Linked DNA regions of Mus musculus: region 2 is linked to region 1. The links are chromatin contacts, found by Hi-C in ENCODE. All regions are on one chromosome and are shown on one strand. The core of a region is the stretch at or near the end of the contact, and the rest is flanking DNA. Distances in the headings are between cores, read along the strand shown. Region 1 holds the start of Tpbgl (trophoblast glycoprotein-like). Region 2 overlaps Slco2b1 (solute carrier organic anion transporter family, member 2b1).

Region 1 (3,340 bases), core at 458-2,957:
GGACTGGAGGCAGGTCTCCATGCAGTTAAGTGGGGGAAGCAGGCTGTTCTGGTCACTCATGATTTGAGCACTTGTGCTGTATGAGAAAAGGTACCTGTGACCTCCAAAGGCCAAGGACATAGTCCAGAGCAGGAGAGGGCCCCGTCTGTACGCATTCACTTTCACAAGAGTCTGCAAGCTGCCCCTCTAAGGCTGCAGTTGAACCTGTGTTGGCCCAGTGAGTGAACACTCAAGCACTTTGGTATGCTTCTGACTCTATGGACACATACCAGGTTACACTCAAAGCCGCTATGTACACAGGCACGAATGTGCCTGCATGTGTCTATGTGAGACACATTTGTTTGGAACTGCTGTGTGCAAGCCTCCCGTGCACATGCATGCACATCCAAGTAAGAATAAATTTGATAGACCACACATGGGCATGTGTAAGTCTGTTTGTGTAAAGTTTGCCTTTTTGTGTAGAGGCACACGTGTGTAAACTCAGGTGGCCATGTATACAGACATGTCCAGCTCTAAAAGCTACTACTGTCATCTGCTAGCATCTGGAGGTTATCATGGAGACAGGACTAGGTCAATATGAGCTGAGGGAGTCCAGCAAGATCACCAGCCTGGTCCTTAGTGTTGGTATTTGCCTGAGACCCAGGGAATGCAGGATATGCCTCAGAAAGTGGTTTCAATTTGCTGGTCGATCTTCTAAATGCAACTTCAGGGAAGAAACCAACCAGTAGTCTTCAGTTCAGGAGAAAGAGACTGACTGATGCTTATGGGGAGGAGGGGAGCCTCTATCCCAACCAGCTCTGCCAAGTAAGATACTCGAATGGCCTGCAGATCAAATGTCAGCTTCTCCAACCTGAATAATTCATGCCAAGACCAGGAATGCTCCCTCCTCTGGAGTCTGTCTCTTTAAATCAGGTCTTGAGCTTCTCAATTCTGGAGGAAAAAAAAAGTAAATAAGTAAAACCCAGAAAGAAAGAAAAACAAAACAAAACAAAACAAGCCTATTAACAGCTCAGCCCCCACCTCAGCCCTGGATTTTACCACACCCCCACCCTCCACTACAAAATCAGTTCCTGATTTTCCTGCTCCTAGAGCCCTCTCCCCAACCGGCACACCACTCAATATTGACTGGTAGGGCAATTTGGAGGGGAAGGGGCACAGTATCCTGGCAGTACTCAGTGCTGGGGCGGGGTGGGCAAGCAAAGAGCTGAATCACTCCACCCACCGCTCCCTGAGCCTAGGAGGGGCCCAGCCTGAAAGGTGGAACCAATGGGAGTGGTCTTGGCAGAGGCAGAGCAGCCTGAATTAGGGCGCGGGAGATGTGGGGACAGAGGGTGTTTTAGAACATAGAAGAGGGTCGATAAAAGACTGGACACACAGGACCTGCAGAGTTTTAGACACAGCCTAAGGGAACTGGGTTCGCAAAGGAGACATCCAAGGCTAGGGATTTTCCAGGCTCGCTCCCTTAGCACAGCTCCTTTCCTTGACTACAAGAAGAGTAACTTTGTCAGCCCACCCCTCAGCCCTGCCTCCTTTTCTAGGGACAGCTCTAAACTCTCCCACCTTCTCTGGGTGCACAGATCCACCTGCCAGGTCAGCCCTGAGGGCCCCGCCCCACGTGTGCTTCGGAGGGAGGAGGAAAGAAGCTGCCTAAACGAAGGGGGTGGGGAAAGAAGCAAGTCAGAGCTTGGGGAGCCAAACTTCTCAGCAGCTCGTGAACTAGAGAGCAGGGGAGCAAGAGAGCGCAGCGGCCCTAAGCCTGCATCTCCGGAGCCTCCCACCCCGCCTCCCTTGCGAGGAGGTGCGGAGACTCCGCTGGGGGCGGAGGAGGCGGCCAGGAGGCGGGGAGGGGGAGGCAAACCCTGCCCACTCGGCTCGGAGCCCGGAACAGCCGCGGAAGTCGGAGGCCGGAGCGCAGGGCGACGAGGGCAGCGAGGGCGGGGGGCTCCGCTCCCCGCCTGACCCCTGTAGCCCCCAGCCATCAAAGTGAAGGCTCCTCGGACTTTACAAGCTGGAGGACGGACCGGTCGGAACTGTCAGCTGCTCCGGGTCAAGGTCTAGCCCACAGCCACCTTCCCGTGCCACCCCCATCCCATCATCTCCAAACGCTCCCAATTCACTGGTGAGCGCTGCGGGCCGGGGGCTGGATGCGGGGACGGCCGCGATGGCCCCGCGCGCGGGACAGCGGGGGCTCTGGAGCCCGCTGCCAGGGCTGCTGCTCTTGGCGGCGGCGCTGAGCCGGCCCGCCGCGCCCTGTCCCTTCCAGTGTTACTGCTTCGGCAGCCCCCGGTTAATGTTGCGCTGCGCGTCGGGCGCGGAGCTCCGGCAGCCGCCCCGGGACGTGCCACCCGACGCGCGCAACCTCACCATCGTGGGCGCCAACCTGACCGTGCTGCGCGCCGCAGCCTTCGCGGGAGGGGGCGAGGGGGCGACGGACGGCGTGCGCCTACCGCTCCTTACCGCGCTGCGCCTCACACACAACAACATCGAGGTAGTAGAGGACGGTGCCTTCGACGGGTTGCCCAGCCTGGCGGCACTCGACCTAAGCCACAACCCGCTACGCGCCCTGGGCTACCGCGCCTTTCGCGGGCTGCCTGCGCTGCGCTCACTACAGCTCAATCACGCGCTGGCTCGAGGCAGCCCCGGGATGCTGGATGCACTGGACGCCGCTCTGGCCCCCCTGGCCGAGCTTCGCCTGCTGGGCTTGGTAGGCAACGCGCTGAGCCGCCTGCCACTCGCCGCGCTGCGCCTGCCCCGCCTGGAGCAGCTGGATGCGCGTGTCAACGCGCTGGCCGGCCTGGGCCCGGACGAGCTGAGCGCGCTTGAGCGCGATGGCGACCTGCCCCAGCCGCGCCTGCTGCTGGCGGACAACCCACTGAGCTGTGGGTGCACCTCGCGCCCCCTGCTGGCCTGGCTGCACAACGCCACCGAGCGCGTACCCGACGCGCGCCGCCTGCGCTGCGCTTCCCCGCGCGTACTGTTGGACCGGCCTCTGATAGACCTGGACGAGGCGCGACTAGGTTGCTCCGACGGCGATGCACACGAGAGCGGGGAAGGGATAGACGTCGCCGGCCCGGAGTTGGAAGCCTCTTACGTCTTCTTCGGGCTGGTGCTGGCACTCATCGGCCTCATCTTCCTCATGGTGCTCTACCTAAACCGCCGCGGCATCCAACGCTGGATGCACAATTTGCGCGAGGCCTGCAGAGATCAGATGGAGGGCTACCACTACCGCTACGAGCAGGATGCAGACCCACGCCGCGCGCCTGCTCCGGCCGCCCCTGCCGGCTCCCGGGCCACTTCTCCAGGCTCGGGTCTCTGAGCATCACCTCCCTAGTGGGAGGCT
Region 2 (3,340 bases), core at 428-2,927, 42 kb before region 1:
CAGCCTGTCTTTACCCATCCTCCACCATAAGCAGAGAACTCCTGAAGGACAAAGCTTGTGTCCCAATTTCCTCTAAGCCTGCAAGCAGGAAGCCCTGAGTAAAGTCTCACTAAATCTCCAGGCTGTAGCATGGGTAGAAAGCTGGGGGCCTTTTTGGTTCTTGTTCCTGGCTTCTCTGTGGGCCTTGGTTTCCCTGGATAATTTCTCAGTACAGTAAGAAATAGACTCACTGACAGAAACTTCATGCTAACCTGATCCTGACACAAGGAAATCAATCAGGCAGTTACCGGAGGCCACAGAGGGACTAGGCAGCGTTTTCTAAAGAACTCGATCCTGTAGACATTGATTGAGTACTTGCTGTGTCCAGGCAAGTCAAACGACCCTGACGGAAAGCCTGCCAGACACTGGTCATTGTACGGTCTTCGGAGGTTGTTTTCTGTCTCTGAACTGAGTTTCCTCATATACAGACTGGGTTGGTAATATATGCTTCACCTTTCTCAAGGATTGACATGTCGAATAGGATGAGACACACACAGATAGCACCTGTCTACAATTTTAAAAACCACTTATGTAAGGTATAGGTTTTTTCCTATGATCACACCTTTTTATTCTTATTCACATTTGAACAGTAAGTGGTGCTGCTGTTTAATACCATTTACAAAGGTATTATCCAAAGGATCCTTTACGCTTCACCAAAGACATGTGTAGCAGGAAGGAATTGGTTCCAATTTTTTTGCCAGTTTTCTAAGATTCGATGTTGGGGTAACTATAATCTAGCCCCCCAAATTTCCCAGCATTCCCAGGAAAAGGGACTGACTGAATTCCATGGGGCTGGGCCTAGAGGCAGTGGCCTGCATTGTCGACCTCAGGTCATCCCCGATTACTGGAAGGACTCAGCACACTGTAGCATGGACGAACATTTTAATCCCCACTCTGCCTCCTACTCAGGGTGCAGCTGGGGCTGGCTGTGCAAACTAAATCCTAGAGCTGGTAGTCTGGGCCAGCTCGTCTCTGCACCGTCCAGCTTCTGTAGGCCTTGTGGCTGGTTAACCAACTTGGCCTCTGGGCAGCAAAGCTCTACCAGGACTTGGCTTTCAGCACCTGTAATCATGGAGGTGGGGGTACGGCGGAGGGTGGGGGGAGAGTAGCCTGAAGGAGAAGAAACTCTTGGGGAAGACAATCCCTGGCAGTGGAAGTTCTTACCTGGTGGGGGAGTCACATTCTCTCCCAGTCTGCAAATGGAGGGGGAAGCTATCTGATGAAAGAGTTCAGACCCAGACCAACATGATAGAGGAGATCCTCATTTGATGGGAGCTACATGGTCCGGGACTTAGAGAAGCCTGTGACTTGTGGGAGGAAGCAGCACTAGTTTGAGGGCACCCTTGTCCAGTGCCTGGCCTCTGAGCCGGGCAAGGCTGTTGAGGAAGGCAGTCCCTGAGTTGAGGAAGGTCCGTTGTCTGATGGGGAGACCTTGTGCTGAGTGAGGGAAGCCCTGTGCTAAGCGGAGGCTGAACCTGAGCAGGAGACAGGCCCTGGAATTCCCCTTCAGGTAGCTAAGGGAAAGAAAGGCATGGCCCTGCCCTCCAGGAATTTTCCATCCCTTGTGGAGAAGGCTGTGGCTGCTGAGAAGTGGGGGATGGGCTCACAGTCCACTGCAGTGATGAGGACAGCAGAATGAGCATTGTGGAGAGAGGAGCCCTCTGGAGCCAGGCCGCCAGAAAGGACAGCATCCGAATGGGAGGGGCAGAGGGAGAGCGGTTCTGTGCTGGAAGTGAAGAGAGTCTGGCTTTCCTCTCTGGACAAACCTGGGTGTGTCCATGCCCACCCCCCAACCCCAGGTCCCTCTTTACAGTGAAGACCAAGTAATATAAAAGACCAATTCGTGTGGAGCTTCAGATACCTTGAGCAAGTGTGGAGGGGTGGGGGAGGAAAAAAGAAGGAAGGGAGTTTGGGAGGAAGGAGAGAGACAAGGAGTGACCGAGGGAAAGGGTGGCAGCAGCTACCTAGAGTGATGTCTAGGGCCACCTAACTCATCCCAAATGCTAGCTGAATAGCTGGTCTGGAGGCAAAGGACTAGGGACTAGAGGGAGGCGTTCTGTGACTGTGGTCCCTACTCACCCCTCCAGGGCTGACTTTATTTTCTGGCTCTGAAGGAAACAAGGCCAGACTTTGAGGATAGTGATCAAGCTAGTCTGACTATGCTCTGAGGAGAGATAAAATGTGTCTCCTATAACATAGGGATGCAGGCTTTGGTCTGGCAGGAATCAAAGGCTCTTTCTCTAGCCTGGCCTCTATGGATGTCTCTCCTCACTAGCACATTCAGGTTTCTCTTGTTTCTTTCCCATTCTGTCTGTCTGTCTGTCTAACAGCGGAGAAACCCATCCATCAGAGCAGAAACTGTCCTCAGGCATCCCTGTACACCCTACTCGCCCGAACACGGAACCCAGGAAGGAAGGGAGGGATTTACCAACTATTCTGAGCTCAAAGGTTTAGCACTTTTAGGAAGGGCAGCCTGAACAAGGCACTGAGGTAGGACTCCAGATCTACCCAGATCCTAGGGAGGTCCCCAACGCCAGAACAGTCATGATTACTGCCTGTCTCCAGCCTGCTCTCCTGCCCACATCCCATTAGGAATTCCTCTCCAAGTCCCCTTGTTCTCTAGGTCCTAGCTCTGTCCTACATCCAGGGAGCCTCCTGGCCCACGGCTGCCCAGGGTTCATTTTCTCTGGAGACCTGAGATTCTCTGCCCCCGGCGTTTGGACATTTGATCCAGTCCTCATCCATTAAACAGTATTTACAACGTTTTGACAAAATGACCAGTGTGCCCTGGGCTCTAGAGATAAAGCAACTGATACTGTAAAAATTACTACTCTGAAATAAAATGGGGGTGAGCTGGCAATAAAACGGCTAAATGAATAAAATGTACAATTGGTTCGGTACAATGCTCTCAGGAAACACACTCTAGCCGAGAGGCATCAGGGCAGGAGTGGGCATCTGAGTTAAGGACAAAGAAGGAAAGACCCAAGCCCAGGCTGGTTCAAAAGAGCAAGACAAGATGGAAAGGACCCGGTGGGAGTGGAGGGAGGGAGAACAATCTAATAGAAATGGGGGGGGGGGCTGAAATGAGACGGAGTGAATGAAATAGACCCAAATGAGATGGAGGGAAGTAGACTCGACTCAAACAGACCCGAACAGAAATAAACACATTTAATAAACTCCCACGTAACTCTGAACTGAAAGGCGTGAGGAGAATTTCAAAACTAGAGCAGGACGGGAAAAGAGTCCAACGTAATGTGATAGCATGGGACACGCTAGACTTAAACGGAATGGAAGAGAGAGA

What was found. A loop is a pair of places that touch in the nucleus more often than their neighbours do.
Region 2: a map of gastrocnemius shows a loop between it and region 1 (5-fold over the local background). The contact joins the enhancer-like site here to the promoter of Tpbgl in region 1. A Hi-C loop is called at or near these places in 9 of 37 maps with a recorded cell type or tissue (adrenal gland, gastrocnemius, heart and 1 more).

What each region holds. Positions count from the first base shown.
Region 1 is chr7:99,625,470-99,628,809 of GRCm38, reverse strand. Tpbgl (trophoblast glycoprotein-like) reads left to right here and starts at 1,707. Exons shown (of 1, transcript NM_001195529.1): 1 at 1,707-3,340. The coding sequence starts at 2,162. The coding sequence ends at 3,316.
Region 2 is chr7:99,667,333-99,670,672 of GRCm38, reverse strand. The region is part of intron 8 of Slco2b1 (solute carrier organic anion transporter family, member 2b1); the gene reads left to right. Among named protein-coding and RNA genes, the nearest start is that of Gm25409, 15 kb to the right of the region's middle. Within about 2 kb of position 1,677, at least 1 of the 3 ENCODE cell types and tissues checked has a DNase peak (open chromatin) inside an H3K27ac peak, as active enhancers do; it is heart, where a contact is called at or near this core.